Regions from separate parts of the Homo sapiens genome. Here region 1 is linked to region 2. A link is an interaction called in ENCODE POLR2A ChIA-PET data of the cell type or tissue named here. Cell type or tissue: A673. All regions are shown on one strand. Links, peaks and the distances in the headings refer to the core of each region. The heading gives the core; the rest is flanking DNA.

Evidence for each region. ChIA-PET counts read pairs that join two places held together with the same protein. Peaks named below come from ENCODE experiments on the same cell type or tissue, not always from the same donor. Only the 100,000 strongest peaks of a DNase experiment are listed, where the experiment ranks them.
Region 1: POLR2A ChIA-PET joins it to region 2 with 12 read pairs; 4 of 35 experiments call an interaction of 5 or more read pairs at or near these places.

Annotation. Positions count from the first base shown.
Region 1 is chr2:36,882,202-36,898,631 of GRCh38, forward strand. STRN (striatin) reads right to left here. Exons shown (of 18, transcript NM_003162.4): 7 at 11,697-11,832; 8 at 4,515-4,625; 9 at 1,731-1,874. Among named protein-coding and RNA genes, the nearest start is that of STRN, 76 kb to the right of the region's middle. In A673, for the core only: no CTCF peak of the experiment used is centred there; a DNase peak (open chromatin) is centred at 7,760; H3K27ac peaks cover 520 bases.
Region 2 is chr2:36,973,824-36,990,253 of GRCh38, forward strand. It overlaps HEATR5B (HEAT repeat containing 5B), which reads right to left. Exons shown (of 36, transcript NM_019024.3): 35 at 14,823-15,036; 36 at 7,072-7,971. The coding sequence ends at 7,667. Among named protein-coding and RNA genes, the nearest start is that of STRN, 16 kb to the left of the region's middle. In A673, for the core only: no CTCF peak of the experiment used is centred there; no DNase peak of the experiment used is centred there.

The DNA.
Region 1 (16,430 bases), core at 3,757-11,756, 91 kb before region 2:
AAAAACATATGATTATGCTGTGGCTTTTTCTCAGGCTGTGTTGATCAATAAATAATAATTTGAAGAGACAATGCAAATATAGTATTTAAATTCAGAATTTTTTAAATAAGTATTTAAAAATATACATTAATCATAATTACTTTTATGTCATGCTGAATTTTCAGCTAATATAAATATTTGATTGTTTTAAGAGACAGGGTTTCAGTATGTCACCCAGGCTGGAGTGCAGTAGCTATTCACTGACTCAATCATCACGCACTACAGTCTCAAACTCCTGAACTGCGGCTGAGCCCAGTGGCTCATGCCTGTAATCCCAGCACTTTGGGAGGCCGACGCAGTTGGATCACTTGAGCCCAGGAGTTTGAGATCAGCCTGAACAACATGGCAAAACCATGTCTCTACAAAAAGCATAAAAAAGTTATCTGGGCATGGTGGCATGTGCCTATAGTCCTAGCTACTCAGGAGGCTGAGGTGGAAGTATCACCTGAGCCTGAGAGGTCAAGGTTGTGGTGAGCTGTGATTGCGCCACTGCACTCTAATCTGAGTGACAGAGTGACAGCCTGTCTCCAAAAACAAACAAACAAAAAACAAAACAAACCTCCTGGGCTCAAGTGTCCTCCCACCTCAGCCTCCCAAGGAACCACCAGGCTCAGCCTAAATATGTACTTCAAAATCAATTTCCACATACAAGCATTTTACACATTTATAAACAGATAAATCAGACCTTGTGTCTAAAAGAAAGAACTGTATTTATATACCATAAGATTACACTGCAAAAGACTAAAAATAACCTAAATATTCAAAAGTTTCATATCAAGTCTACAATATAATATACAATCTTAAAATTATCATTATGAAAATCATTTGTATGATTTTAAGAACACAAAATAGAATTATTATACATGATGTAGAATAATGCATATTTTTATATAGGTATATTCTATACCTGTATAAAAAGTATATACATGTGAGGCCAGGCATGGTGGCTCATGCCTGTAATCCCAGCACTTTGGGAGCCCAAGATGGGCAGATCACTTGAGGTCAGGAATTCGAGGCCAGCCTGGCCAACATGGCAAAACCCCATCTCTACTAAAAATACAAAAAAATTAGCTAGGCTTGGCGGCAGGTGCCTGTAATCTCAGCTACTCAGGAGGCTAAGGCAAGAGAATCACTTGAACCTGGGAGGTGGAGGTTGTAGCGAGCCAAGGTCATGCCACTGCACTCCAGCCTGGGCGATAGAGCGAGACTCCATCTCAAAAAACAAAAAAAAAGTATACACATGTGAACCAAGACTGAAAGGGAACAAGTTAAAATAGCAGAATATGTGACTAGACTTTTAGGTGACTTTATCCCCTTTTTCAATTATCATTAATAAATTGCTTAAATATTTATATGAGTTTCAAAGTAAACATTTACTACCAATTTACAGACTGCTAATTTTTCCAATGTTGGAATGGTATATATAGGGCCATGGGCATCAGTGGAGCCAGCGGATATTTTAAACCAGAATTTAGAGTTGGTTTTTAAGTGTATGCACCTTCTCAAGTCTTGAAGATTGAAGTTGGAATCAAACTCCCTTGAATGTAAGAAAGCTTGCATTTGGGGAAAACTATGCAGATCAAACATCTGCAGAATAAAGTTCTCTCTAATAGGAGAGGCCTTTCTAATGAATGAATTTAAAGATATACATCCAAGTGCATTTTGTGCTCCAGAGTATCTTAAATACTTACCTTCATCTGCCCTATTAATTTCATGTTCAGGAAGCCTGGAGCTGCTGGGTCTGGAAGGTGAACCCACAGATGGCTGCAATGAAGGAAGTTCATCAACATCTCTCAAATTAGCAAGCATATCTTGTAGTTTTGACCTATTGGGCCCTAGCCAAAAAAAGGGGGGGTGGGAGGAGATAAAAAAGAGAAAAGAGAATTATCCAATTGCATCAAAATGGTATTATAAGCCTTATTTTCCATCTGTCAATATTTACCTTTAAAAATATTCTACTAGATTAATAAGAATTATTTTCAAGTTTTCAAATTACTGTAAAAGTTTATTTCTTGAAAAGAATTATACTTTTTAAATTAAGCAAATGGGATATCACTATTTACATAAAAAAGAATGCTCGTGTCCAGTTAGACCATGAAAAATAACATTCTTTAGCCACTGAATATTGCTCTAAATGCAGCCAGATACAGATTGTGAGCCTACTGTGCACTGAATTAAACAGTAACATCCCTGTTTGTTTAAATTAAGTTGCATTAATTGCCTTACATCCTGAAGCTATGGTACCCGAGGTGAAGTCTCATGCCCTACCGATTACTTACCTAAACTTTGATTCTTCATTCTCCCACATCCCTGTTTTGACTGTTTTATATAGGATAGAGGCTGAAACAGATCTTCAGTAGTTTTTCCTGTTACAAGTTTAATTAAGAATGGGAAAATCTTACCCAAAGTCTGTTATGGTTTGTTCCTATACCAGCAAAGAATACAACTATTTTTAAGCAATTTTTACTAATGCCTAGAAATGTATTTCAAGATGGTATGATTGGAGTACAGGATTTGACTGGAAATATCTCTACTAGACCACATTGAAAAGACTCAAACTTTTCCAATGAGTACTAGTTCAATTAAAAAAAAAAAATTTATGGTGGTTTATAACTCAATGCTTTATATATCAATTCAAAGCATGGCTTCAGTTCTATTTTTATCCTAAGTCTTTACTTGTTCCTAGATTGCTATTTTATCAAGATAACATGAACTGAAGACATTAAACAAAATGTGCTGAAATGTGTAGTCCCTCTCTCTTCAATGAAAGATGTTAAAATTTCTCCCTTACAGTGTCATTTTTCTTCACCATACTAAAAAAAAACCATGTGCTAGATGTCTGAACACATTTTAATCCCCCGATTTAAGAAATCCAATTGCTTCTATTAGTAGGAATATTGTTCCAGTCAAATGGTGCAGTTTCAGTTAAATTCCAACTACAGCAATGCCTTGATATTTGACAAGAACTGAATAACCAATGGAAAAGTAGATGGATTGTGCCTAAGTCCTGGTTACCTTTCCAACTAAAGGATCTTTTGTATTTCAAGACATTCATTTTTGTAGCATAATGACCTAAAGAAAAATATCAACATTAAGTTAATCTGGAAATTATTTCTCACATATGACATTCAAATTTTCCTCAAAATTTCAGTTTAACTGGTTTTTTGTCATGACTCTCAAAAGCCAAGACAAATCATCTCCCTATGCTTGTTAAGATTAAATTGTCTATCAGTAAGTATATTTGGCGAAAAGGTATGAAATGTGCTTATGTTTTAATATTAATCTTTCTCATTCTGATTTAATCTATCTTGAGATAGCATTACAACATCATCTCTCATTATGTAATGGTTTAACATCAATAACAGACACTGACTTTTTATCAAATCAAGCTAAACGCTTGTAATTTCTAAAATATTTTAAATAAAGGTTTAAATGCTTTTAAGTAATAAAGTTTAAAAGAATGTCCTAACAGGAATGACTGGTCTTTAATAAGCTTTAGCATCACTACAGAGAGAGAAAAAGAAAAAGCATACCTTTCCAGTCTTTCGCAACTTTAAAATACATTTCTCACTAAGTTAGATTTTAATCTCACTTTATACTACCTTAACATCTCAAATAATCAAATTCCTATTACCATAAAAGGGAGGCCCATATTGTCAACGAGGGTAGAAACACAAGGAGGTAATTTAGCCTTGTTCCCCTAAGAAGATGATTTAAGACTGTTTTCAGGAATGGTTTGTAAGGTTTTGTATTTCCATTTTACATTCTTAACTAGATCCATTGCTAAACAATTTGCATAATGAAATAATTAAACATATATGATTCACAGGGCTAGAAATTTCCTTTTGGATTTTGTTTTTGATGTGGCATACATTAAAAAGGAAAAAAGGTCATTGGTAATAATGTTATAAGTAAAATTGGCCAAAAATGTTTAAATAGAAAATAAATATTTTTAGAAGTTATATATTTGACTCTGTGCCCTGTATAGCATATAGTGGTATGAGCAAATGAACTGCATGTTATGAACACATAGAATATTCAGGGGTAGAAATTAACTTTCTGTCACCAATGTCTAAAATTATAAGCAATAATTTTGGTGGATTGCCAGAGGGTCACACTAAATGAGTTATAAATTGTCAATGAAAAAGAAAAACATTGTTATAATTAAGCACAGGTACTTTTAAAAATCAAATTATCACTGTGTTTGAATACATAGCCCAACACTCATGAGGCTCTGGATTTATTATTGGGATATAGTATACATGATTCCATAAGTACATGTGGGTTGTTTTCTTTTAAGTTCATAATTAAATAGCTAATCATTTAATTTCAACCCCTGAGAGCAGGTGAAAAGGAAAGAGGTCAGGAGCAGAAATGAAAAAGAGTAAGTAGATTTAGGAAAACATTGAAAAAAAAAACTGGGGGATGTAAAGAGGCAAGATTTATGATTTACAGATACAATGTTTTCCACTTACTCTTCACCCCCTTTTTCCCCTTTCTCTCCTTTTTGTATTGTTCCTTGAGTTTGGTAATTACTCCCTGGTCCACATTCCAGGCTTCAGGCATGAGACACTGGTCTTCCTTTTCTAAACAGAGTGAAACAAATGAAACAGCCTTTTTCAATAAAATATTGAACACTCTGAGTCAGTATGTCTGAATGACGTAACAACCACTTTCTTTATAGTATCACTAACTTAAAAAAAGTCAGTTTATTCATTTTATATATATAAGTCACACAAAAAAATATAATCACTAAGAAGAAATGATCAGTGCAATTTCCTAGAATCAGTTTCTCCTGAAAGACACACACACACACACACACACACACACACACACACACACACACGGAAGATTTTAGTGATTTTTAGTAAATTAAGCACAAACACTTTACAATCAAGAACTTCTCGGCCAGGTGGGGTGGCTCACGCCTATAATTCCAGCACTTTAGGAGGCTGAGGCGGGTGGATCACATGAGGTCAGGAGTTCAAGACCAGCCTGACCAACAGGTGAAACCCCATTTCTAGTAAAATAAATAAATAAATAAATAAATAAATAAATAAATAAATAAATAAATACAAAATTAGCCGGGCATGGTACCTCATGCCTGTAATCCCAGTTACTTGGGAGGCTGAGGCAGAAGACTCGCCTGAACCCGGGAGGCGGAGGTTGCAATGAGCCGAGATTGTGCCATTGCACTCCCGCCTGGGCAACAGGAGCAAAACTCTGTCTCAAAAAAAAACAAAAAACAAAAAACAGAACTTCTCGTTTTCAGAATTCCTCTAGGACTAACACAAAAAGACTTTGTATTAATTTATGTGATGAGAGAAAATTTTTATTTAGGGATTGTACAAAATAAACGCCAATGATCTTTTAAAGAAGTTTATATTTTTGCCATGTGTTCATTAGTAAGTGATAATTTTTATTTTACAGGCTTAATACATAGCATTTGAAAAATTTATTAATCAACCTTCATTTAAAATTTACAACTTAAATGATGTTAGTTTATAAATTCTTAAAACAGGAAACTGAGTTTCTAGTAGTAAAGAAAATCAATAATCAATTGTCACTATTTCAAGAGAAGAAAATTTAAAAACTATGTTATGTATTTATATTTACTATAAAACAATGTAAATACTATATAATGCTATGTAAATGTTAACTCAGAATGCTAGCTTGAACCCAAGACTGATACATCCAACTGTTCATTCTACATTTCCATTAGGAAGTCTAACAGATACCTCCAAGCAAACATACAAAACCAAACACCCAACCTCTCTCCCCATCCAATCTGTTCCATCCAAAGGGTTCCCCACCTTATTTGATGACAATTCCATACGTGCACTTTTTCAGAGCAAAACCCATTCTTTCCCACTCCACATAAAATATATCAGGGAAAACTATTTTCTCTACCTTCACAAATATTCAGAATCTGGCTTCTCAGCACATCTACTACTACTCTGATCACTATGATCTCTTGCTAGGATTACTGCAATAATTGTTCCCCCTTCCCCATGTCTATTATCAACACTGGTTTCCCTGTGTAGTCTATTCTCAATGTAGCAGCCAAAGATGGTTTAAAATAAAAGATCGTGTCACCCTTCTTGCTCAAATCCCTCCCATGGCTCCCCATCTCACCACTGGTCTACATGGCTCAACATGATCTGGTCATTTCTTACTACATTCTCCCTAGAATCACTCTGCTCTAGCCACTCTGGCTCCCTTAAATTTCTCAGGCATGCCAGGGATGCTGCTACTATCTTAAGGCATTTGCACTGGCTTTCTTCTTCCTGAACACTTCTTCCCCAGATGGCCAATTCCCTCATCACGTCTTTTACTCAATTGTTATCTTCTCAATGGGGCTTATCATGGCCACTATATTTCATGGGTTTTTAATTTATATGTGTGTGTGTGTGTGTGTGTGTGTGTGTGTGCATTTATTTACTTATCCATTTATTTTTGAGGCAGAATCTCATTCTATCAAACCAGCTGGGGTGCACTGTCACAATCTCAACTCACTGCAGCCTTGACCTCCTGGGCTGAAGCGATCCTCCCACCTCTGCCCTGCAAGTAGCTGGGACAACAGGTGTGTACCACCATGCCCGGCTAATTTTTAAAAAATTTTTTGTAGAGATGAGGTCTCACTATGTTGCCCAGGCTGGTCTCAAACTCCTGGGCTCAAGCAATCTTCCCACCTCAGCCTCCCAAAGTGCTGGGATTACAGGCATGAGCCACTGCACCCAGCTAACCACTCTATTTTGAATTGTAACCTGCCTTCTCTACCCCACACTGACCCCAGCTCTCTCTATCTCCCTTACTCTGTACTTTTTCTACTTTCCATAGCATTTATCACCTTCTGACATACTATATCCTCTTAGTTGAATGTAAGCACCAGAAGAATAAGTATCTTCACCTAGAAAACCCAGCAAATAGAAAGCACTTGATCAATATTTGTTGAATGAATGATCCGAGTAAACCAAAGTGAATCATAATAAACAGAAATCTGTTTTTAATAATTTGAGTTTCAATCCAGTTTAGAAAACTGTTTCCTGGGCCTCTGAATATAATACTATTAAAAATCATTTTAAACAACATTTTTATATACTTAACTATAATCTATCAATAGGAGAAACATTCTTTATTTTCCCAGAAAGACATAACAATTAAAAATGTTAATTTTCATCAATCAGGTCTTAATAATAAATTAAACTAGATGGCTTTTGGGTCCCCAAATGTCTTCAGGTTTTTGAAGTTAAAATGTAGCCTTATAATCTTACTAGACTCATAAAAACAATAGCAATCATGGAAGATGTATGGTAAAATCTTTTTGCTTGCCAGAATCTAACCAGATTCTCAACCTAAGCATATTCTTCTTTTTTTTGGGGGGGGTGGGGGGGAGTAGAGTAGAAGACAGATGGAGAGAACCCTTAAAATCGTTTAAATGTTCACTCAATTAGACAAGATTTGCAACCTAGTTTTGTTAATTTGTTAAAAGTGAACCCTTTGAATCTGAATTATAAAATCCTAAAACATACAGGTCAAACTACTGGTAAAGAAACCTCCAGGAAACCGAAAGATTCCATTTACTCATGCTCACTAACAGAACTATCCAGCACACTACTAAAGAAGGAGACAACTCAGTTGTGAGAACAGTCAAGCATGTGACTCATATAATAGGCTAGGTAAAATGTACACACATGTATCATATAATACACTGAGCTATGACTCACACGTTAAAGTAAAGGAAGTTACACAAGGAACAGTGCAGCTGTCCTCGGAGAAAAACCAATCTCCGGTACCCTTGCAATATGATTCACAATTAAAATGACCAACTATATCTATGCAGATGTGTGATTCCTCAGAGAAAGACCTCAGTGTGGCACAGTAGATGCAGCTATGTTGGTGGACTTGCCTAAAATATGAGTAACTTGATACACAAGCTCAGTAGGGAATAAGACAGAATAAAGGCCTGTTTCACTTTAACATCTCCTTGGTTTCCAGACTTGTTTTCTTGAAAGAAAAGCCAGTCACTAGGTACCCACTGTATTCTTCAATGACTAAATAAGTATCTTTTATTTACTACAAAAAAAGGAAAAGAAGTGTCATTGGTACCATGACAGAGTCCCTGAAGGTAATGGCAAATTTACATGGTTTAAGCAAAAGTAAAGGCATATGAAAAATTTATTGTGTGCTATGGTTATAAAGTTACTATTGTCAATATTATCACTGCACCAGAAAACTTTTTTTTTTTTTTTTTTTTTTTTGAGACAGAGTCTCGCTCTGTCGCCCAGGCTGGAGTGCAATGGCGTCATCTTGGCTCACTGCAACCTCTGCCTCCCAGGTTCAAGTGATTCTCCTACCTCAGCCTCCCGAGTAGCTGGGATTTCAGGCACCCGCCCCAATGCCCAGCTAATTTTCATATTTTTAGTAGAGATGGGGTTTCACCAGGTTAGCCAGGCTAGTCTCAAACTCCTGACCTCAGGTGATCCACCCGCCTCGGCCTCCCAAAGTGCTGGGATTACAGGCGTGAGCCACTGCGCCTGGCCCAGAAAACTATTTTTTAATGATTCTTGGGCAAATGAACCTACCAATCATTCTAGAAAGTAATTTTCAACTGAACACTAAGGGCAAGAAGAAGTCAGCTGGACTTAGAAGTATAATCAGTTTCTTCCTCTCATAGGAAGCTCCAACATAAAAGCAAAATAATACACTACAGGTGACTATCCCTTACCCGAAATGCTTGGGACTAGAAGTATTTCGGATTTCAAATTATTTTGGATTTTGGAATATTTGTACTATACTGGTTCAGCACCCCCCAATCCAAAAATCCAAAATCCAAAATGCTCCAATGCGTATTTTCTTTAAATATCATGGCAGTGCTCAAAAAGTTTCAGAATTTGGAGCATTTCAGATTTCGAATTTCACATCAGGGATAGACAGACAGCCTTACTTAAGTAACTTACTTTAACACCTCAACAAGAAGAGTCATTAAAAGATTCAACAAATGGGACAGGCCTAGTGGCTCATACCTGTAATCCCAGCGCTTTGGGAGGCCAAGGCAGGCAGATCATTTGAGGCCAGCAGTTCAAGACCAGCCTGACCAACATGGTGAAACCCTGTCTCTACTAAAATACAAAAAATAGCCGGGCGTGGTGGCAGGCGCCTGTAATCCCAGCTACTCTGGAGGCTGAGGCAGGGAACTGCTTGAATCCAGAAGGCGGAGATTTCAGTGAGCCAAGATTGCACCACTGCACTCTAGCCTGGGCAACAGAGTGAGACTCTGTCAAAAAAAAAAGATTCAACAAATGCCCTTATTATAATGGTTTCTGATAAGTAAGGCGGGGTTGAGTCTACTTTGAATGCAAGGCAGAAAAATTAGCAACATAACATAATATCTCTTGTAGACCTTGTGCCACTGGGATTGTTCAATATTTACAGAGGAAGAACATTTCCTTGAGGTAAGCACAAATTAGTTTTACTGTAAAATGTTTCAGATGGAAAAAAGTTTACAAAAAATCTATTTTTGTCTGTTAAAAACATTAGGAAACCTTTTCCTTGAACTTATCTAGGAGAGTTTTCTTATCAGTCACTACATATAATGACCAAGCAATCATGAAGGAGAAAAAAGTTCAACAGAATTTTTAAATGAATGAGAGAAGGAAAAGGTATCTTACTTTTTTTCATTTTGGCTTTAGAACTCTTTCATTTTTCCTTCAGAGAAGAAATATACCAAAAAAATAGGGATTTAATTAGTATTTCTGATGTGTGTAACTAAAAACGTAAAAAAAGTTCTTCATTTTAAGTAAAACACACTAAGTAACATTTAGACAGAATTAATACCTGTGTCCCAGTCTTACAGGCTGTGTTCTAGTTCTCGAAGGTATATTAGAATCTGTATTTATCCTAAGTAAATTAACATAGAAACAGAAAACCAAATACTACATGTTCTCACTTATAACTGGGAGCTAAACAGTAGGCACTTAGGGACATAAAGATGGCAACAAAGACACCTGGGACTACTAGAGGCAGGAGGCAGGGAGGGCAGTAAGCGCTGAAAAACCAACTGATACGTAAGGGTACTATGCTCAGTACATGGGTGACAGTATCATTTACACCCTGAACTGCATCATCACGCAATATACCCAAGTAACAAACCTGCAAATGTACTCCCAAAACTGAAAGTTGAAAAAGAAAAAAACAAACAAAAAACAAAAAAACACTATTTATAAATAGGGTAATCTGTATAATTTGGGACATGTATCTTTTTTATTGAGAAGAACACTCAATATTGAAAAGATAACAATTAGCTGCAAATTATTTACATATATATGAAACTAAAATCTAATCTTCAGTTATTCACACAACATGAAGAAATAATTTTAAAATTCATATGGAGAATTCAAGTTCAAACATCATGAAAGGCTGGACCCAAACCAACAGATCCCTATCCTCTTCTGGGAAGAACATAATATAAAACCTAACTTTAAAAAAGTAAATACAAGGCTGGGAGCAGTGGCTCATGCTTGATATCCCAGCACCTTGGAAGGCCGAGGCAGGCAGATCACCTGATGTTAGGAATTCGAGACCAGCCTGGCCAACATGGTGAAACCCTGTTACTACTAAAAATACAAAAATTAGCCAGGCCTGGTGGCGCACACTGTAGTCCCAGCTACTCAGGAGGCTGAGGCATGAGAATTGCTTGAACCCGGGAACTGGAAGTTGCAGTGAGCCAGGATCACGCCACTGCACTCAAGCCTGGGTGACAGAGTGAGACTCGGTATCAAAAAGCCACTGCACTCCAGCCCGGGTGACAGAGTGAGACTCGGTATGAAAAAAAAAAAAGTAAATATACTGCTGAGCTAGAAAGAAAAACAATGAAAACTTTCAGGTGCCAGTAATAAAGCATAAACATAGCAGATCCTGCTGCTGCAACTCAGTCCTGGCTATAAGCCTTAATGCCTGTATAAAAAGTCAATATACAACTCTAAGTAAGATTTCTTTATATATGTTACAGACAATTAAAAATGTAATTTCAGTATGGCACTGCTTTCAATAGCAAAAAAAACCCCTAAGCGTACTTTTAACGATTTATGCACAACATTTTTACAGGAAAAATTAAATGACCTTTTTTTTATGAGACGGATTTTCCCCAAAATACTTGTTTCAACTCTTATTAGGTGTTTAAAATATTTGATTTTTTAGAACATTTTGAGAAGAAAAATTCTATGCCTTTTACGAACTGTCAAATCTTTATGATAAATGACTGACTACAATTTTTTAACTCATACTTCTTTTCGCATGTAAGATGTCAGCAATGAGATCTCCAAAAATCCTCCAACTAAAGTCTCATAATCAATTTCCACAAAAATCTAGATTTGCAAGTTCCACTGTCTAAACAGAAAACAGAGAATATTCTGTATAGTAATTCAAATTCTTTTCATACTGTATTGTTGTTGTTTTTTTTTCTTTTTAAATGAGGTAGTTATACAATGTTCCTTAAACATACACACACATTCACCCTGGATAAAGGGTGCTAGTAGTAATAAGTTCACAGAATGCTCAATATTTCAACATTATAGTTAAGATGTTGCCCTCCTGGTAAAATATTAATTTCTTTTATTTACTTAACATCTCTGGTTGGATCCAGTATGCTTCCTTACCCCAGTCTGTTCCATCGCCTGCACTTCTAGATTCATTGTCTCCTTCCTCTGATGTAACCAAGAAGTCAAACTCCTTTAGAGCTTCTTTTGTATCTCGATCTTCACCGCTGTCAGGCAATGCTTTTTTCCTAACAATCTAATGAAAAAACATGCTAAATTAAATAAAGGAGATAGTTTCCCTTTACCACTGAATAAGAAAATTCAATTATTTTCTTCAGAAAGTATACGTTTGTTGTGTTAAATAACTGTACTACCTAACTCAGTGAAAATCACATAGTTTTAAAAAATATGTACATTATAAATTTTAAAGCAGTAATTTAAACTTTGCTCAACGGTATTATGGCTTGTTTTAAGTAAACTAACGGAACCACATACTGAAATATAAGACATGTACTGAAATGACAGATATACGATTTACAAGGTTCCCATAATTATTTCTACTGTCCTAACCTTGCATCAGTTTTCTCTAGTAGCTCTCCATGTATTTATTTTTTTCCCTAAAATGTTGATCTTTCAGAGTACATCTAACTTAGATTTAACAACAAATTGGTAAAGGTTGCTATGGTTCATTTTTCTATATTTAGAAATAACTCTGGAATCACAAATCCAATTGAAGGGCTAAAACTTAAGCTGAATACATGCAGGGACAATTTTTGTGATCTACATGCCTAAGCTCTTTATGAACTGTCTCCATCTCAGTCACCTTTACCAACATGGGCCTAAAGAAATTAGGATGCTAGGTTTGCATTTTCTTTGAATAAGATTTCAATATCTCAGTTTCTCTAGACTTCAGCTTACTCACTTCATGCAAAACAGAAATAACATGATAGGATCAAATGTTATCGCTGGGCTATTGTGAGTGGCTTAAAATTATAAAAGTTTTACAGACAGACCAATAGGATAGACTAGAGAGTTGAGAAGTAGACCCCAAAGATGACAAACACGTGACTTGTATGGCCCTGTTCCCATGCTGTTAATTGGTATCATTCATCAATCACAGCATTCTTCTTCAAAAACAAGATACAGCCTCAGAAATCCTTCTCAGTACAGCACTCCAAGAAGCCACTACCAACAGAACAAAGGTGGCATCATAAACAACTCCTATCTAGCCTTAACTGTCCTGATACATATAAAAACTGTAAAGGAGTGGCCGGGCCCGGTGGCTCATGCCTGTAATCCCAGCACTTTGGGAGGCCGAGGTGGGTGGATCAAGAGGTCAGGAGATCGAGACCATCCTGGCTAACACGGTGAAACCCTGTCTCTACTAAAAAGACAAAAAATTAGCCAGGCATGGTGGCAGGCACCTGTAGTCCCAGCTACTCGGGAGGCTGAGGCAGAAGAATGGCGTGAACCTGGGAGGCAGAGCTTGCAGTGAGCCAAGATCGCGCCACTGCACTCCAGCCTGGGCGACAGAGCAAGACTCCGTCTAAAAAAAAAAAAAACACAATTGGATAGGAGAAATCAAAGGATTATTTAATGATGCTAGAATAATTTGTTTAACTATTTGGGATATTTTCCTAAAATCAAGAAATACTTCTATGCTTACAGCACCTCCCAATCTACCATCTAGCAAATCTATTAGACAAACAAACAAAAAAAGCAAGATCAGTGTGGCAGACTGGGAACAGAAAACCCGTGCTGAATGTGTATTCTTTTATAAATACAAACCATATTCTAATAATCTATTCTAATTTTCCCTAGGTAGCCAGACTAAGGTAGAAAGGTGTATCTGGGCCAGGTACGGTGGCTCATGCCTGTAATCCCAGCACTTTGGGAGGCCGAGATGGGTGGATCACGAGGTCAGGAGGTGGAGACCCTCCTGCCTAACATGGTAAAAACCCCGTCTCTACTAAAAATACAAAAAAAAAAAAAAAAAATTAGCGAGGCATGGTGGTGGGCACCTGTAGTCCCAGCTACTCGGGAGGCTGAGGCAGGAGAATGGCGTGAACCCAGGAGGCGGAGCTTGCAGTGAGCTGACATCACGCCACTGCGCCCCAGCCTGGGTGACAGTGCGAGACTCCATCTCAAAAAAAAAGAAAAAAAACAGGTGTATCTGAAGAGTTATGCCAACAGGACACCCCAATTCTCAGAGTTCCACATATAAATATATTGCCTAATCTACCTTCTTTTACCCTAGAGGCTTAATCCCTCCATCTTCTAGACTCTGATGAGTTGCCAGCTGTAATTCAGAGGGACCACCACCAACATCTTACAGAGTCCTCGTTCTCACTGCCTGACAAAAAGAGCAGGCAAAATCCATAAGAAGCATGTGGAACCTCAAATTCCAAGTATGAATATATTTTCAACATTAAATATTAGGTATTAAGTAATAAAAGCAACTCTTGGGGGGAAAAACTTGTTTCTAGTCTCACCACCTCAGTATAACCTTACAAAGAATAAAGATAAATGACATTTATTACTGTCATTGCAGATTACTATTTACTAAGTATCTCACTTTAAATAAATAAACCAAAAGTCCTCTGCTTTTAATGTTTGGGTAGAGAAGAAAAATGAATTGTGTTTACCACTGGAGAACAGGATCAGAATCGGAAGAGGTAGAGTTTGTAATAATAAGCATGTATTACTTTTCTTCCTGACATAGAAGGTTCCACTCCACTTCTACCTTCGATGAGCTTATAAATCAATTTAGGAAATTAAGAGAAAACCAAAGAAGTTATGGGTTGCACAGGATGCCTAAGTAGATTAGAAAAATGAATAAACTGTCACTTCAAAAACCATTAGGAGGGCCATGACACAAGGGGACGTGGGATTCTTTATACTGTGGCTAAAAAAAATAGTTAATAGCTCTTAGTTCCATTCTTTTTCCTCCTAAAGTTCCTGAATGTGGAGACTAAATGCTGCTGCAGAAGTTAGGCTTCACACAGTTTGAAACTGATCACTTTTTACATGCATGTATAATCTCAGAGTTGTTATTACACTTAACTGGTGATGACGAGAATACTGATAATGATGGCAAAGAAAAATAAGGGCCAAGTGCAGTGACTCACACCTGTAATCCCTGCACTTTGGGAGGCCAAGGCAGGCGGATCACCTGAGGTCAGGAGTTCGAGACCAGCCTGACCAACATGGAGAAACCCTGTCTCTACTAAAAATACAGCATCAGCCGGGTGTGGTGGTGCATGCTTGTAATCCCAGCTACTCGGGAGGCTGAGACAGGAGAATTGCTTGAACCCAGGAGGCGGAGGTTGCAGTCAGCTGAGATTACACCACTGCACTCCAGCCTGGGCAACAAGAGTGAAACTCCGTCTCAAAAAAAAAAAGAAAAATAAAATAAAATAACATTTTTAAAACTTGTTCTACTTGACATTTTAATAGGATAACTTTCAGCTTTTCCTATAGAATGCAGTAAGTTATGCTTATTCACTGCTACACAGAATTAGGTTGTTAAAGTCCTTTTCGGCATATAGCTATGTGAGTGTAGCTGTGCAAATTAATGTAATATAATGTAAAAAATAAGCAAAACTGTTAAAACCAGTGATTTGCTTAGAAATATTTTTTTCCAAAAAAAACTAAAAAATATATATATATTTTTTTTTTGAGACAGTCTCGCTCTGTCACCCAGGCTGGAGTGCAGTGGCGCAATCTCAGCTCACTGCAAGCTCTGCCTCCTGGGTTCACGCCATTCTCCTGCCTCAGCCTCCCGAGTAGCTGGGACTACAGGCACTCGCCACCATACCCAGCTAATTTTTTTTGTATTTTTAGTAGAGACAGGGTTTCACCGCGTTAGCCAGGATGGTCTTGATCTCCTGACCTAGTGATCCATCCGTCTCGGCCTCCCAAAGTGCTGGGATTACAGGTGTGAGCCACCGTACCCAGCCAAAACTAAAAAAATTTTTGAGTGCAGTAGCATGATCATGGCTCACTGCAACATCAAATTCCTGGGCTCAAGCGATCCTCCTTCCTCAGCCTCCCATGCAGTATCACACATGGCTAATTAAAAAAAAATTTTTTTTTTAGATATGGGGTCTTGCTATGTTGCCTAGGCTGGTCCCAAACTCCTGGCCTCAAGTGATCCTCCCACTTCAGCCTCCTGAGTAGCTGGGGTTACAGGCACAAGCCACTGCACGCAGCACAGAACTGCTATGATCTGCACTAATTAGAAGACAGTATATTTATTATGTTGTTTACTTAAAAAGACAACAGTCTATGGTTTAGGAATTTCTAGTAAGATCATATGTAACAGTTTTAATAATTAGTTTATAAATATTTTAAATATTTAAATTGATATCACTAACAGAAACATAGCATCATGATTCAAGGCATTATTTAATACTGAGCTATGAATAAAGTATTTTGATGGAAAAATAATATCTCAATGCCAGCATCCCACAGAAATCACAAGGGACTACCCAATTTCCAGATGATCAGGACACAGAAAAAGTGTCATTGAAATTTAGGCTTTTCCTTTTACTATGGTAAATTAAGACACAGGCTATTACTACTTCTTTGGATAAGAAAAATTGGAAGTTACTACTTGAATTTCAAATAATTTCCAAGGCAGGGCTTTACCAGTAGAGTACTATTGAATAGTCGTGATGGAAAACAATAATCTGGTAGTAATAATTTGAGTCTCTGATGGAGCCTCAGAAGCAGAAGGCATAAAACACACAGAGGTTACACTTAGAAAGCACTTTATAGTTAAACAGATCATTTTCGCACATAGTGTCTCTTTGTTCCTCACAAAATCCTCCAAGGTTAAGATGGCTATTTATA
Region 2 (16,430 bases), core at 3,504-11,503:
GGTGGGATGGGGAGCATTTTTGGCAAAATTGAAATACCCTGAGGAAGAAAAGTACACAGTATATTTGATATGTTGAAAGAACTCCAATATGGCCAACACATAAAGAGCAACATAAAAGTGATAGTGATTACTGTTGTTGTTTTTTTTTTTTTTTTGAGGAGTCTTGCTCTGTCACCCAGGCTGGAGTCCGGTGGCACAATCTTGGCTCACTGCAACCTCTGTCTCTTGGGTTCAAGTGATCCTCCTGCCTCAGCCTCCCAAGTAGCTGGGACTACAGGCATGCACCACCATACCTGGCTAATTTTGTATTTTTAGTAGAGACGGGGTTTCTCCATGTTGGTCAGGCTGGTCTCGAACTCCCGACCTCAGGTGATCCGCCCGTCTTGACCTCCCAAAATGACGGGATTACAGGCGTGAGCCACTGTGCCTGGCCACAAAGTTCTATTTTTTTAAACACAAATGCAACATAATTATTATTATTTGAGATGGAGTCTCGCTCTGTCGCCCAGGCTGGAGTGCAGTGGCGCGATCTCGGCTTACTGCAAGCTCCGCCTCCCAGGTTCATGCCATTCTCCTGCCTCAGCCTCCTGAGTAGCTGGGACTACAGGCGCCCACCACCACGCCCGGTTAATTTTTTTTTTTTTTGTACTTTTAGCAGAGACGGAGTTTCACCGTGTTAGCCAGGATGGTCTCAATCTCCTGACTTCGTGATCCGCCCGCCTCGGCCTCCCAAAGTGCTGGGATTACAGGAGTGAGCCACCGCGCCTGGCCCACACTTTATATATATATATATATATATATATATATATATATATATATATATATATATATACACACACACACACGCTTTGTATATACATATATATGTGTGTGTGTGTCTATATAAATATACATATATATACATATATACATATATTTACATATACATACATATATATACATATACATATATATACATATATACATATATTTACATATACATACATATATACATATACATATATATACACATATATATATATATACTGGAAATATGGAAATATAGTTTCCAGTTTATATATACATACATAAACTGGAAGTAAATTACCTAAGATTAGCATAATGACTAAGTCAATAATGGTACATCCATTATTAAGTAACCATCAAAAAATGATTCCTACTGGTGGTAGCTCACATCTGTAATCGCAGCACTTGGGAGGCTGAGGTGGACGGATTACTTGAGACCAGGAGTTCGAGACCAGCCCAGCCAACCTGGCAAAACCCAGTCTCTACTAAAAATACAAAAATTAGCTGGGCGTGGAGGCACTCACCTGTAGTCCCAGCTACTCGGGAGGTGGAGGTTGCGGTGAGCTGAGATTGCGCCACTGCACTCCAGCCTGAGCGACAGGGCAAGACTGTCTCAAAAAAACAAAACAAAACGAAACAAAACTTAGCTCAGTATAATTTTTCTAAATTATGATTAAGGGACCAGGGTCCGAGTCTGATGCCTATAATCCCAGCACTTTGGAATCCGAAGCAAACGGACTGTTTGAGTTCAGGAGTTCAAGACCCGCCTGGGCAACACGTGAAACCCTGTCTCTTAAAAAAAAAAAAAAAAAAATTTAGCTAGGCATGGTTGCATGTGCCTGTAGCCCCAGCTACTTGTGAGGCTGAGGCAGGCTGGGCGCTGTGGCTCATGCCTGTAATCCCAACACTTTGGGAAGCCGAGGTGTGAGGATCACGTGAGCCCAGGAAGCTGAGGTTCAGTGAGCTGTGACCATGCCACTGCACTCTAGGCTGGGCGATGGAGGGAGACCCTGTTTCAAAAAATAATAAATAAATAATAAATTAAAAAATGATTAAGATATGAAATTCTTAATAAAATTCTGTGAAGCCCATAAATAATACTTTCATAAGGTTTTAGATATGAGAGAACTAGAAATGAGTTTGTAATTATTAAATCAGGTTTTAAAAATAATCCATCTAATGGAAAGCACTGAGGCAAGAAATTTATTTATAGTTCTACTCTAGCCATGTCTGACATCAACCTAAAAATTCCAACTGAGATTTAAGAATTCTAATATCGAAAATAAACTAGAGGAAAAAAAATGTAGGGATAATAATTCATATAAATAAATGTCTTCAATATTGGGATAATTATATCCATCATTCAGCATTGTTTAAATGAAAATAAATAATGGGTATGAAGTGTCTAACACAGTGCTTGGAACACAACAGAAATGGTCATTCTTACTGACAATACCAACCTGTAGTATTTTAACTTCTATATCTGGATTATGTTTAGTGGGTTGTTTTTTTGTTGTTGCTGTTGTTGTTGTTTTGAGTCAGGGTCCCTTTCTGTCACCCAGACTGTAGTGCAGCAGCGTGATGATAGCTCACTGTAAACTTGAACTCCTGGGCTCAAGTGTGTCTCCTCTGTCAGTCTCCCAAGCTCTTGCTATGTTACACAGGATGGGCTCGAAGTCCTGGCCTCAAGCAATCCTCCAATCTCAGCCTTCCAAAGAGCTGGGATTACAGGCATCAGCCACCAAGCCCAGCCTTGTTTACTGTATTTTACACTGTTACACTGTGATAGTAGTTCTACACACATGTAAAGACTGCTTGTCAGACTAAATAATGTTATGTACCAATATTAAAGGACTGGCCAAAAATTCTCTTGATAAAAATAAGCAGGACAAATATTCAGCTATATGTACTTTTTTTTTTTAATGTGTAAAAGATCAGAGAGAGGATATTTACTAAATTTTCTCATTCTATAGATGAGAAAACTGAAGCCCCAAAGGGTCAGGTTGTCTAAACTTCTATTCCTAGTTGATGACAGAACCTACTTAGAACAGGGATACTTGCCTTATCAGGGATGAGTTTTCTCTAATTAAGAAATCAGGCCTGGTCCGGGCACTGTGGCTCACGCCTGTAATCCCAGCACTTTGGGAGGCTGAGGTGGACGGATCATGAGGTCAGGAGATCGAGACCGTCCTGGCTAACACGGTGAAACCCTGTCTCTACTAAAAATACAAAAAATTAGCTGGGCATGGTGGCGGGAGACTGTAGTCCCAGCTACTCGGGGGGCTGAGGCAGGAGAATGGTGTGAACCTGGGAGGCGGAGCTTGCAGTCAGCCGAGATCTGCGCCACTGCACTCCAGCCTGGGTGACAGAAGAGCGAGACTCTGTCTCAAAAACAAAACAAAAAAAGAACTCAGGCCTGGGCGCGCGGTGGCTCATACCTGTCATCTCAGCACTTTGGGAGGCCGAGGTGGGCAGATCACCTGAGGTCGGGAGTTCAAGGTCAGCCTGGCCAACATGGCGAAACTCCATCTCTACTAAAAATACAAAAATTAGCCAGGCATTGTGGCGGGCGCCTGTAATCCCAGCTACTTGGGAGGCTGAAGCAGGAGAATCGCTTGAACCCAAGAGACGGAGGTTGCAGTGAGCTGAGATCAAGCCACTGCACTCCAGCCTGGGCGACAGTGAGACTCCGTCTCAAAAAAAAAAAAAGAATTCAGGCTGGGTGCAGTGGCTCATGCCTGTAATCCCACCACTTTAGGAAGCTGAGGAGGGAGGATCGCTGCAGCCCAGGAGTTTGTGGCTCTAGTGAACTACGATGACAACACTGCAATCTAGCCCTTGTGACAGAGCAAGACCCTGTCTCAAAAAATAATAATTCAAATGTATAATATTGATTAGTAAGAACTTAGAAAGCAAACAGAAGATACTTTGTCTTGAACTATGAAAACTGCTCAGAGTATGCTTCAGAAAGAATTACTGGCTATCATGTTGCTTCTCCTTTTAGCTTCATGATACTGGATGTTCATAATCAAATAAATAAGATTATTTAGGTTGAGAAAAATCTCATGGGTTGGGCAGCAGAACAAATTAATAATCTTCAAACAGATCTTCCCTTTACAGATATGATCACAGAAAACTAGAAGTTGTCAGTGACTTAGAAGGGTCTAGAGAAGGCCAAGCACGGTGGCTCACGCCTGTAATCCCAGCACTTTGGGAGGCCGAGGCAGGTGGATCACCTGAGTTCAGGAGTTCAAGACCAGCCTGACCAACATGGAGAAACCCTGTCTCTACTAAAAATACAAAATTAGCCAGTCGCAGTGGCACATGCCTGTAATCCCAGTTACTCGGGATGCTGAGGCAGGAGAATCACTTGAACCTGGAAGGCGGAGGTTGAGGTGAGCCGAGATCATGCCATTGCACTCCAGCCTGGGCAACAAGAGTGAAACTCCGCCTCAAAAAAAAAAAAAAAAAAAAAAAAAAAAAAAAAAAAAACCAAAAACAGAAGGGTCTACAGAAAGCATAAAGATGTACTGAGAGAGAGAGGAAGGGAGACAGGGAGGGAGAGGATCATTGCTAATGCATGATGCAGTCTACCCTAAAGTGGGAAATGATGGGAGAAGCCAAGAACAGCAAAAAATAGCCAAGGCAGAAATAAACATACTTTATAAATAGATGAGGGAAAAGGGGTTACGTGTGTACATGCATGTGTGCAAAAAAATAAGGAGATTAGAAACAGTCTGGTGGTTCCTTAGAAAGTTAAACATGAGTCAGAAAGGCCATATTTAAGAAAAAAAAAAGGAAAAAGGTAGACTTATTTGAACAAGCAATTTCACTCCTAGGTATATACTCAAGTAATATTAAAACATATGTCCACCCCAAAACTTGTACATAATTGCTCATAGCATCATTATTCCTAACAGGCAAGAAAAAGATGGAAAAATCCAAATGTCCTGCAACTGATGAGTAGATTCACAAAATGTGGTATATATACAATGGAATACTATGCAGCCATAAAAAGGAATGAAGTGCAGATTCATGCTACAACATGGATGAACCTTAAAAAACATTACAGTGGGCCGGATGTGGTGGCTCACGCCTGTAATCCCAGCACTTTGGGAGGCTGAGGAAGGCGGATTGCCTGAGCTCAGGAGTTCAAGACCAGCCTGGCCAACACGGTGAAACAAAAAATTAGCCAGGCGTGGCGGCGTGTGCCTGTAATCCCAGCTACTGGGGAGGCTGAGGTAGGAGAATCGCTGGAACCCAGGAGGCAGAGGTTGCAGTGAGCCAAGACTGTGCCACTGCACTCCAGCCTGGGTGACAGAGTGAGGCTCCATCTCAAAAACAAACAAAGAAACAAACATTACAGTGGGTTGGTGGCTCATGCCTGTAATACCAGAACTTTGGAAGGCTGAGGCAGATGGATCACTTGAGCTCAGGAGTTTAAGACCAGCCTGGGCAACGTGGTGAAACCCTGCCTCTAACAAAAATATGAAAAATTAGCAGGGCATGGTGGTGTGCGCCTGTAATCCCAGCTACTCAGGAGCCTGAGGTGGGAGGATTGCTTGAGCCCAGGAGGTAGAGGCTGCAGTGAGCTGAGATTGCGCCACTGCACTCCAGCCTGGGCAACAGAGCAAGATCCCATCTCAAAAAACAAGCAAACAGAAAACATTACAGTAAGAAGCCAGTCACAAAAAACCACATATTAAGTGGTTCAATTTATATGAAATGTCCATGAGAGGAAAATCCAGAGACAGAAAGTAGATTAGTGGTAGCCTAAGTTGGGGGGAAATGGGGAGATGGTAGGAGGATAGCTAAAGGATACAAGGTTTCTTTTTGGGGTAATGTTCATAATTGATTGTGGTGATGGTGGCACCACTAAAAACCATTGAACTGTACACTTTGCTGGGATACAGTGGCATGATCACAATTTATTGCAGCCTCAAACTCCTGGGCTCAAGCAATTCTCCTGTCTCAGCCTCCTGAGTAGCTGGGACTACAGGAGTGCACCACTGCGTCTGGCTAATTTTCTTTTTGTTTAACGTAGAGATGAGGACTTGCTGTGTTGCCCAGGCTGCCTCAAACTCCTGGCCTCAGCCTCCCAAAGTGTTGGGATTACAGGTGTGAGCCACCATGCCCAAACTGAATTGAGTTGTATGGTATGTGAACTGGATCTCCATGAAGTTGTTAGCGAAAACAAAAACAAAAACCAAGGAGAATAATTGTGGCAATGCAAACCTGAAATGAAAAAACAACCAGCGCCAAGTGTGGTGGCTCACGCCTGTAATCCCAGCACTTTGGCAGGCTGAGGTGGGAGGATCATTCAAGCCTGGGTGATTGAGGCTGCAGTGAGCCGTGGTCATGTGCCACTGCACTCCAGCCTGGGCAAAAGTGAGACCCTGCTTCAAAACAAAACAAAACAAAACAAAAATGAAAAGAAGCTGGGCATGGTGGCTCACGCCTGTAATCCCAGCACTTTGGGAGACAGAGGCAGGCAGATCACCTGAGGTCAGGAGTTCGAGACCAGCCTGACCAACATGAAGCCCCGTCTCTACTAAAAATACAAATTAGCTGGGTGTGGTGGCGGGTGCCTGTAATGTCAGCTATTCAGGAGGCTGAGGCAGGAGAATTGCTTGAACCCAGGAGGCGGAGGTTGCAGTGAGCCAAGACCGCGCGACTGCACTCTAGCCTGGGCGCGACAGAGAGAGACTCCATCTAAAAAAAAAAGAAAAGAAAAAAGAAAAGAAAAAAACACCCAAAAGTCAGTGAGAAAACAGGCAAGACAAAGTACCTATCTCAGGTATCTAAAAGGCTGAGTGGAGTTCAAGTGTAGTGAGCTATGATTGCACTCCAGTCTGGGCAACAGTGCAAGACTCTGTCTCTAAAAGAAAAAGGAAAAGAAAGGAAAAGAGAAAAGAAGATAAATGTTCAGAAAGTGACTTGCTTTTGATAATACTTGTTCAGTCTGTTACACTGTGCGGTAAAACTTGGTGTTTAAAATTTGCTAAATGCTGTGGCAAACATTCATTGTGTGAATTATCTATTTCGTACGGTAAAATGCCCACTACATGAAAGAATGGCATCACTGTAATTATGCCTAATTCATTTTTGTATCCCCTGCAGCACTTAGCTTGATGCCTTATACACAGTAGGCATTCAATAAATATTTGATGAAGGAAACTAACCATCATAGCCAGAACTTGAGGTTCTGTAATTACAAAACATAACTGAAGCCAAATTTTAGCCATTAAAAAAAGCAGAATATTATATTACATTTAAACATTTTAGTGAACCTTTAAATGAGAATTTTAATTGTTACCAACTAAAATATACATAGCATAATTTAGTAATTTGATATGAAAGCTAAAAGATCCATCAGAAAGATAAGGACATTTTGGGAAATGCTTAGAAAATGCTGTGATTTTATTCATAGTATATACACCACAAAACAGACACTTTCCATTATTTTGATTACTTCAAAATTTAAAATCTGCTTGTTTTTCAATTGATTTTTTTCATGACAGATGCTGAGTTCTGACCCATTTTTTTCCCCTGACAGTATCAATAGGCTGCCCGACTACATGATACAATTGTTTTTAGCATTTAAATTTAAGACTATGGCTCAGTGTTTGAAAAATAAATAAGTTAACAAAAGAGAAACATTATTAGGAGGAAAATGAAAACATATTCACCACATGATAAAAAAAATCACTCCTTAAAAATCAATAAGTGGTGTGAGCATTATTTCACTTAACCTACTTGGAAGCACTATAATACCAATATACAAATAAAACAGAACCCATAGGTAGCCTGGAATGATACAGTGGCCATCACTAATTAGGGGCTAGTTGACAACATAAATACAAATAAATGAAATTACAAATTAAAAAAAACTTGTTTTTAGCTTAATTGTTGGTGCAGAATGTATGGCGGGGGCTGGTTGTCTGGCAGCCGCTTTAGCTTTGCTCGCTTGGCTTGCTCGAACGGCAGTTTCTAGACGCACTTTCAACTCAGGAGCAGCCCCCATTACTGTCTTGAAAGCATGTGGATACAGAGGTCCAATATGCATTAAATTCTGGAGTGCAAACTCATGAAGATCTTTGGAAGCTGAACTTGCTGAGGCAAAAGAATTTTCATCCAGCAGGTAAGATATCAAAGTGGGAACTAAAAGAGCAAGTAGCTGGACTCCTGTAAATAATAAAGTATGAAAAAAGATCACAAACATAAGGATTATAATAAACTTTAAAAACTAGGCAATTGCCATGGAAGACTGAACATAATAAAATATAAGTACACATGCACAGCCTACTTTAGACCTCAATAACTCGTAATTAATATTAAATATTTACTAAATGTACAAGCTGGAAACCAGGTTTGTTAATATTGTATATTTTACATTTATATTAATTTGCTTTACTTAAAAAAAAAAAAGGGCCAAAGGTTAAAAAGTAATAAAACACTTTACAATTGCCACCTGGTAGAATGTATCTTGAGAGTAAGATTATAAAATTTTTACGGGCATTCTAGAATCAGGAGATTGGAGTGAGGAACAGAAACCTGAAAAGCATCTATTTACCATTATTTAACTAACACTAGTTGTTTCTTTCCTCTTTAAGTAGAAATACAATACAACTTTTTTCCTATTTCATCATCCCCCAAAACTCACAGTGAGGGGAAATTCCTCAAAACTAAGGGAATACATAAGCTTAGGGTTAAAAAAACAAGAACCTATGTCCGACTGATATAAATTCCAAGTCCTTAAAAAAGTATTTATTTGGAGGCTTCATCTCCTTTTGTTAGTCTTTTGTCTTTACTTATATTAACAACTCCATCCTGGGATATAAGTTTCATTAAAGGTGATTTTTTTTAACAATTAACCTTTATATGTAATTGTGTGTGTGTATAACATCTCATAATCACATTGAGAATTACGCGTTCTCCCCCTTAATTACTGTTAATTTTTGTAGAATGACAACTGACGCAATTGTAAGGCAGGAGGAAGCATCTGGTAGAGAATGTGTGACACTCACTGATGTCAGCAAGGACAGTGATAATAATCAGTGAAGCCTTTCCAGAATCCCAGTTCCACCCTGGACCTTACTCCCTATTTTCTTTCCCTGCTGTATTTTTTTCTTCACAGCTCCTATCAATTCCTGCATCTAACTATAGATGTTATATCTACATCTAAAATTGATATATCCATCATCACTATATAAAATTGCACAAAGATACATGTCTACATATAACAGACACAGATACACACACACACACACACACACACACACACACACACACACACACACACGTATAGGGGACGAGAAGTGTTTATTGTCTGTGTTTTCCTACCAGAAATGTAAGCTCCATGAGATCAGGGACCTTTGCCTGTTTTATTTCACGAGAAATTCTCAATGCCTAGAACACTACCTGGTACACAGCCATCCAGTAACTATGCTTTGAATGAATAAACATACATACTCTTTCTCTTGGCAACTACCCAGAAGTTTCCAATTAAATGGATTTGTTTCCATATTAAGTTTTCAGAAAAGAGGTAAAAAGCTTATTTTTAAAGTCCCAGGTAAATCCTCCAATCTTCTAGATTTAGTTCAATTTCCCTCATGTACAATGTTAATAGTATTATAGGGGTAGGCGCGGTGGGCTCATGCCTGTAATCCTAGCACTTTGGGAGGCCAAGGTGGGCGGATCCCCTGGTCAGGAGTTTGAGACCAGCCTAACCAACATGGAGAAACCCTATCTCTACTAAAAATACAAAAAAAAAAAAAAAATTAGCCGGGCATGGTGGCGCATGCCTGTAATCCCAGCTACTAGGGAGACTGAGGCAGGAGAATCGCTTGAATCTGGAAGGCGGAGGTTGTGGTGAGCCGAGATCGTGCCATTGCACTCCAGCCTGGGCAACAAGAGCGAAACTCTGTCTCAAAAAACAAAACAAAACAAAACAAAAAAACCCAAAAATATTAGCTGGGTGTGGTGGCACATGCCTGTAATCCCAGCTACTCTGGAGGCTGAGGCAGGAGAATCGCTTGAACCTGGGAGGCAGAGGTCTCAGCGAGCAGAGATCGTGCCATTGCACTCCAGCATGGGCGACAAAGCGAGACTCCCTTTCAAAAAAAAAAGTTAATAGTATTATAAAAGCTGGCTTTCATAATAAAAATAAAGTAGAGAATTATAAAATATATATAAAATTATCTTCAGTATATTGGCTTGCTAAATTGGAAGAGGTTTCAATAGTAGGTTTTCAACAGTAGGTTGAAAATTAAGGTTTTGGTTTTAACAATTTTAAAATATAACTGGAGGCCGGACGCAGTGGCTCATGCCTGTAATCTCAGCACTTTGGGAGGCTGAGGCGGGTGGATCACCTGAGGCCAGGAGTTCGAGACCAGCCTGGCCAACATGGTGAAACCCTATCTCTACTAAAAATATAACAAATTAGCTGGACGTGGTGGCAGGCGCCTGTAATCCCAGCTACTCCTGAGGCTGAGGCAGGAGAATCACTTGAACTCGGGAGGCGGAGGTTGCAGTGAGCCAAGATCAGGCCACTGCACTCCAGCCTGGGCAACAAGAGTGAAACTCTGTCTCAAAAAAAAAAAAAAAATATATATATATATATATATATAAAACTGGAAAAAATATAAGTTATTTAAGTATTCATCAAATATCTAGAAATATGCTAAGCATTATAGGAAATGTTACATAATTTGTTTCTACCTGGATTCTTTTATTATCTAAATGAAAACAGTAGACAGCACATAGAACAATTAGAGTACTAAGTGCTAAAAAACGTGGGTAGCATTTCCGTATAGAATTCACCAAGAGAATCACAAAACTGAGGAATACTTTGGGATTTTATTTGGTTGGTTACAAATACCAAATAAATTCTATGAAGGGTAAAATCGGAGTGAGCTACGCAATTAGGCAATATTTCTCAAAGAAAAGATCTAATGTAGGTTTAATAGATTTGTATAAGAAAAAAATAAGAGAAAAAACAACTGAAGAAAGTGAAAATAATATGAACAATGTAAGCGATTAAAAGGAGCACAGAAAGGAAACTGGTCTGGTCAGGTTAGTAGGTACACGTTGGGGAGCAGAAAAAATATTTTGAAAAGCAAGCAAAGACGTTCAGACTTGATGCTGTAAGGAAAGAGTAAACTTTTCCAAATTCTTAAGCAAAGGAGAGATAAAATTACTTTAGGTAAATTTGATGGGGAATATCAGCTAGGAAAACTATTATAGTTATCTATTTAGGAGGTGATTAGATATAAGAATAAGGTGCAAGTTTCTCTTGAAACCTAGAGAAATTTCAGAAAGAAATGGGACAAGATTTGAATAACAGATTCAATAAAGATGATGAACAAGGAGTCAAATATAATTCTAATATTTTTAGCTTATAACCTTGGTCATGCAGGGTGAAAAAACATATACTGCCCATTCTTATACCGGATACTGTAAAGTTGACAACAAAATTAACATCTGTAAATGGGATGAAAAAAGTTGAACGACTTAAATTCAAAAGCTGAAAATTTACCCTCTTGGAATCATGTAACTATGTAAAATATGAAGTGAAGTATAAAAATGTTGCCATCAAATTAATATGATTTACATTCATTCATTTATTTGATGGTATCCTCCTAATGAGTGTCATCTTATTTCACCAATGAGACTTGTGTGCCTTTGGTTTTTTATGGCATTTAGTCTTAGATTCAGTTTTAATTTTAAAAACAGGCAAACTGCTTATTCTACCTCTTAAAAGTCTTGTTAGAGTACAAAACATCTGTTATCTGAGTAGTGAAGCAGTCCATTAAAAAAATGAAGAAATCACGATGGTGCTTTTTTTTGGTTTTTTTTTTTTTTTTTGAGACAGAGTCTCACTCTGTTGCCCAGGCTGGAGTGCAGTGGTGTGATCTCGGCTCACTGCAACCTCTGCCTCCTGGGTTCAAGCGATTCTCCTGCCTCAGCCTCATGAGTAGCTGGGACTACAGGCATGTGCCACCACTCCTGGCTTTTTTTTTTTTTTTTTTTTTTTTCAGTAGAGACGGGGTTTCACCATATTGGCCAGGCTGGTCCTGAACTCCTGAACTCGTGATCCATCCGCTTTGGTCTCCCAAAGTGTTGGCATTACAGGCGTGAGCCACCACACCTGACCAATGGTGCTGATCATTGCTACACCTCATTAATAATGCTACAAATTGGTCTGGTTGATAGTTGAAATTACAATGCTTTGGTTGTTTTATATCTTAAACTGAAAAAGGGTCATTTATTTCAAAGATATTGCTAAAGCCTAACTAGCTATTAAACTATATTTAATTATACAAATGATATATATATTCTTACTGTCAAAAAAATCAAACAATACAGAATTAAAAAAAAAGTTCCCTTCCCTATCTGTCCTCATGCTAAATTTAACTCCAAATTAGGGTGCCTGTAAAGGAATTGATCCCAAGAGTCAACTCAAAAATATTTTAAATACTAGAACGCAATAAAACTTAGTGCTGGGATTACAAAGTGAGTAAGATTCAGTCCTCATCTTTATGGAATTTACAATTAGTAAAATAAAAATACAAATAAAGTTATTTTGATTTGCCAAACATAGGCCATGTCAGTCATAAAATTTTTGCCTAAATAACCTATATTGTTACTAATTTCAACTAAATTTATCAACTTCTCCAAACACTGCCTTTTCTGACTTTCCCAATTTTGATGTTGTTTTCATGCAACATAGTAATACTTGCTTCTTTTCTTTTGCCTTCTATAACCAGTTAATCATCAAATCAGATAAACCTTTCTTCCACTTTCTCCTCTGCATTCTTTTCTTCTACTGGCATAGTTCTGGATTATTATTTTATAGAGGAGCTATTGAAATCGCTTTTCAAAAATCTCCACTACTTTTCCAATTTTCTGTGAAATGTTTTTAAGAGAAGAGGAAAAAATTTTTAACAGAAAAGAAAAAACAGGTACAGTTTGTAGGTGGAGAGCAATGTGACAATATAGATTAAAAGTCTTTTTTTCTTTTTTTTGAGATGGAGTCTCGCTCTGTCACCCAGGCTGGAGCCCAGTGGGGTGATCTCAGCTCACTGCAACCTCCGCCTCCCGGGTTCAAGCAATTCTCCCGTCCAGTCTCCCGAGTAGCTGGGATTACAGGCGCATACCACGAGGCCTGGCTAATTTTTGTACTTTTAGTAGAGACAGGGTTTCATCATATCGGTCAGGTTGGTCTCGAACTCCTGATCTCAGATGATCTGCCTGCCTTGGCCTCCCAAAGTGCTGGGATTACAGGCATGAGCCACCGCGTGCAGCTAATTTTTTGTATTTTTAGTAGAGATGGGGTTCCACCACGTTTGCCAGGCTAGTCTTAAACTCCTGATCTCAAGTGATCTGCTCACCTTGGCCTCCCAAAGTGTTGGGATTACAGGCATGAGCCACTGCGCCTGGCCAATTAAAAGTCTTAAAATGTGCATTCCCTTCTCTCCAGTCATTTCACTCTTAGGAATCTGACAGAAATAATTTAAGAATAAAGATGCTCATCTCGGCCAGGTGCAGCGGCTCACGCTTGTAATCCGAGCACTTTGGGAGGCTGAGGCAGGTGGATTACTTGAGGTGAGGAGTTCAAGACCAACTTGGCCAAGGTGGTGAAACCCCATCTCTACTCAAAATACAAAACTAAGCCAGGCGTTATGGCACATGCCTGTAATCCCAGCTACTCAGGAGGCTGAGGCAGGAGAATCACTTGAACTTCAGAGGCGGAGGTTGCGGTGAGCCAAGATCGTGCCACCGCACTCCAGCCTGGGCAAGACTTTGTTTCAAAAAAAAAAAAAAAGCTTCATTTGTGATCTTGAAAAATTAAAAACAGCTTAATGTTCAATCATAAGATACTAGTTTAAAAAGTACAGTCTGTCTACAATTAAAAATCATATTTTGAAGGACAAATATTGTGATAAAATCAAAGCTTAAGTATTAAGGGAATAAAGAAAATATATTAAACTGCATAAGTTTCTGGTTAAATGGATGTATGCAGTAGTTTTTCATTAAATTAAAAAAAATTCTAAATAACAAGTTTTGAGATATTTTAATAATTATGTTTGGTATTAATACTTAACTGGTTATATTTGTTATAAAGCTTTTATACCTCTATTATGAAGATTAGAATATATTATTTTAAAACCCTATGAAATGGGCATGGTAGCTCACACCTGTAATTCTAGCACTTTGAAAGGCCAAGGCAGGTGGATCGCTTGAGTCCAGGAGGAGTCAGAGACCAACCTGGGCAACATGGCAAAAACCTGTCTCTACAAAAAATACAAAAATTAGCCAGGCATGGTGGCACATGCCTGTAGTCCCAGCTACTCCGGAGGCTGAGGTGGGAGGATTGTTTCAGTGCAGGAGGCAGAGGTTGCAGTGAGCCAAGATGGTGCCATTGCATGCCAGCCTGGGTGACAGAGCGAGACTGTCTAAAAAAAAAGAAAAAAAAACCCTATTAAACATCTATATTTTTCCTAGATCTTAAGGGATGCATACATTCCTAGAAAAAAAAAAATCGCTGTGTTGAAATGCCATTGGCAATTCATTTGAACTTCCTGCTCAAAAACAAACAAAGAAAAAAATCAACTCACTACATTATGTAACAGAAGCAAAGGCCTGGTTTTTTTTCTTTTCTTTTTTTTTTGAGATGGAGTCTCGCTCTGTTGCCAGGCTGGAGTGCGCTGGCATGATCTCGGCTCACTGCAACCTCCAACTCCCGGGTCCAAGTGATTCTCCTGCTTCAGCCTCCCAAGTAGCTGGGACAGCAGGTGTGCGCCACACACCCAGCTAATTTTTGTATTATTAGTAGAGATCAGGTTTCACTATGTTGGCCAGGATGGTCTCGATCTCCTGACCTCGTGATCCACCCACCTTGGCCTCCCAGAGTGCTGGGACTCCCAAAGTGTAAGCCACTGCGCCCAGCAGGCCTGTTTCTAATATCAAATAAGATTTATATACAATACAGATCTTCATTCTGAACTAGTAGCTTTTTATAAGAATATACTTACTGTTTTGTTCTTCACCAAGAGCAACCAGTGTTTCAAGAACTTTTATTCCTTCTTGAACCGCTAAAAGCTCTATGTTACTGGCTGGTCTGTTTCTTTCAACAGCTTTTAGCTTTTCAACCACTATTGGAGCTAATGAATGAATATAAGGAGTTGAAAGGGCACGATTGGAATGCTGGAAGACTGAGAGGAGAAGCTGGTAACATTTGGCTTGAACCTATATAAGAAGAACATATTATCAATTAACATGTGTATAGTTCTTATTTGCTCTACAATCACATTGCATCTTACTATGTACTGAAAATAAGTGATACTGCAGGACAAAAATGGAAATTACATTTTCTACTTAGAGAAATGGAGTAGAATAGAATTTTGTGACAAAAATTAGTCAAAAATGTTCATATATTTTAATGACCAAATCACCATGCTTATACAATTCCTGTATTTCTTTTTTCTTTTTTTGAGATGGAGTCTCGCTCTGTCGCCAGGCTAGAGTGCAGTGGCACCATTTTGGCTCACTGCAATCTCTGCCTCCCGGGTTCAAGCGATTCTCCTGCCTCAGCCTCCCAAGTAGCTGGGATTACAGGTGCGCACCACCACACCCAGCTAATTTTTGTATTTTTAGTAGAGACGGGGTTTCACCATGTTGGTCAGGACGCTCTCAATCTCCTGACCTTGTGATCTGCCCGCTTTGGCCTCCCAAAGTGCTGGGATTACAGGTGTGAGCCACCATGCCCGGCCAATTCCCATATTTTAATACTGTGAAATAAGTTAGAAATCAGTTATTCCCACTTCTGTTTTTAATTCTTCCTTTAATGTACAATTGTCCCTCCCATTTTAACCAAATATATTTACTAAGGAAGGTTAAATATTTGAATGATCTGAAACAAAGCTATAAAAATACATTGCTTAGATATCTCAAAACCACTTGATTCCCTGGAAATGACTGTTAACAATGTAAGGTTTCCAGACCTAGAAAATAAAGTCTTACTGGCTCCACTTTGTATTAGAAAGGCTTCAGATTAACACTTTTTTAAAAAAATGAAGGAAGGAAAGAAGGAAGAGAGGGAGGGAAGTCCCACCAATATATGGGACACAGTGGAAGAAAACCATTTCAGTGCTTTGGTAGAACACAAGTGGCTAAATATGGCTAGACACAAGAAAAACCTGAAGAACATTTTAAATATACAGATCTTGGAGCCACCTATCTGGAGACTCAGATTCAGGAAGACAGTACTGGAATCCAAGAATGTTTCCTTTTTTTTTTTTTTTTTTTTTTTTGAGACGGAGTCTCACACTGTTGCCCAGGCTGGAGTGGTGCAATGGCACAATCTCAACTCACTCCACCTCCTGGGTTCAAGTGATTCTCCTGCCTCAGCCTCCCAAGTAGCTGGGATTACAGGCGCATGCCACCACACCTGGCTATTTTTTTTGTATTTTTAGTAGAGATGGGGTTTCACTACAGGCTGGTCTCGAACTCCTGACCTCCTGATCTGCCTGCCTTGGCCTCCCTAAGTGCTGGGATTACAGGCGTGAGCCACCGCACCTGGTCTTCAAGAATGTTTCTGCTTTTTAAAATTTCTGACGTGTAGCAGGCTTGAGAATCAAGTT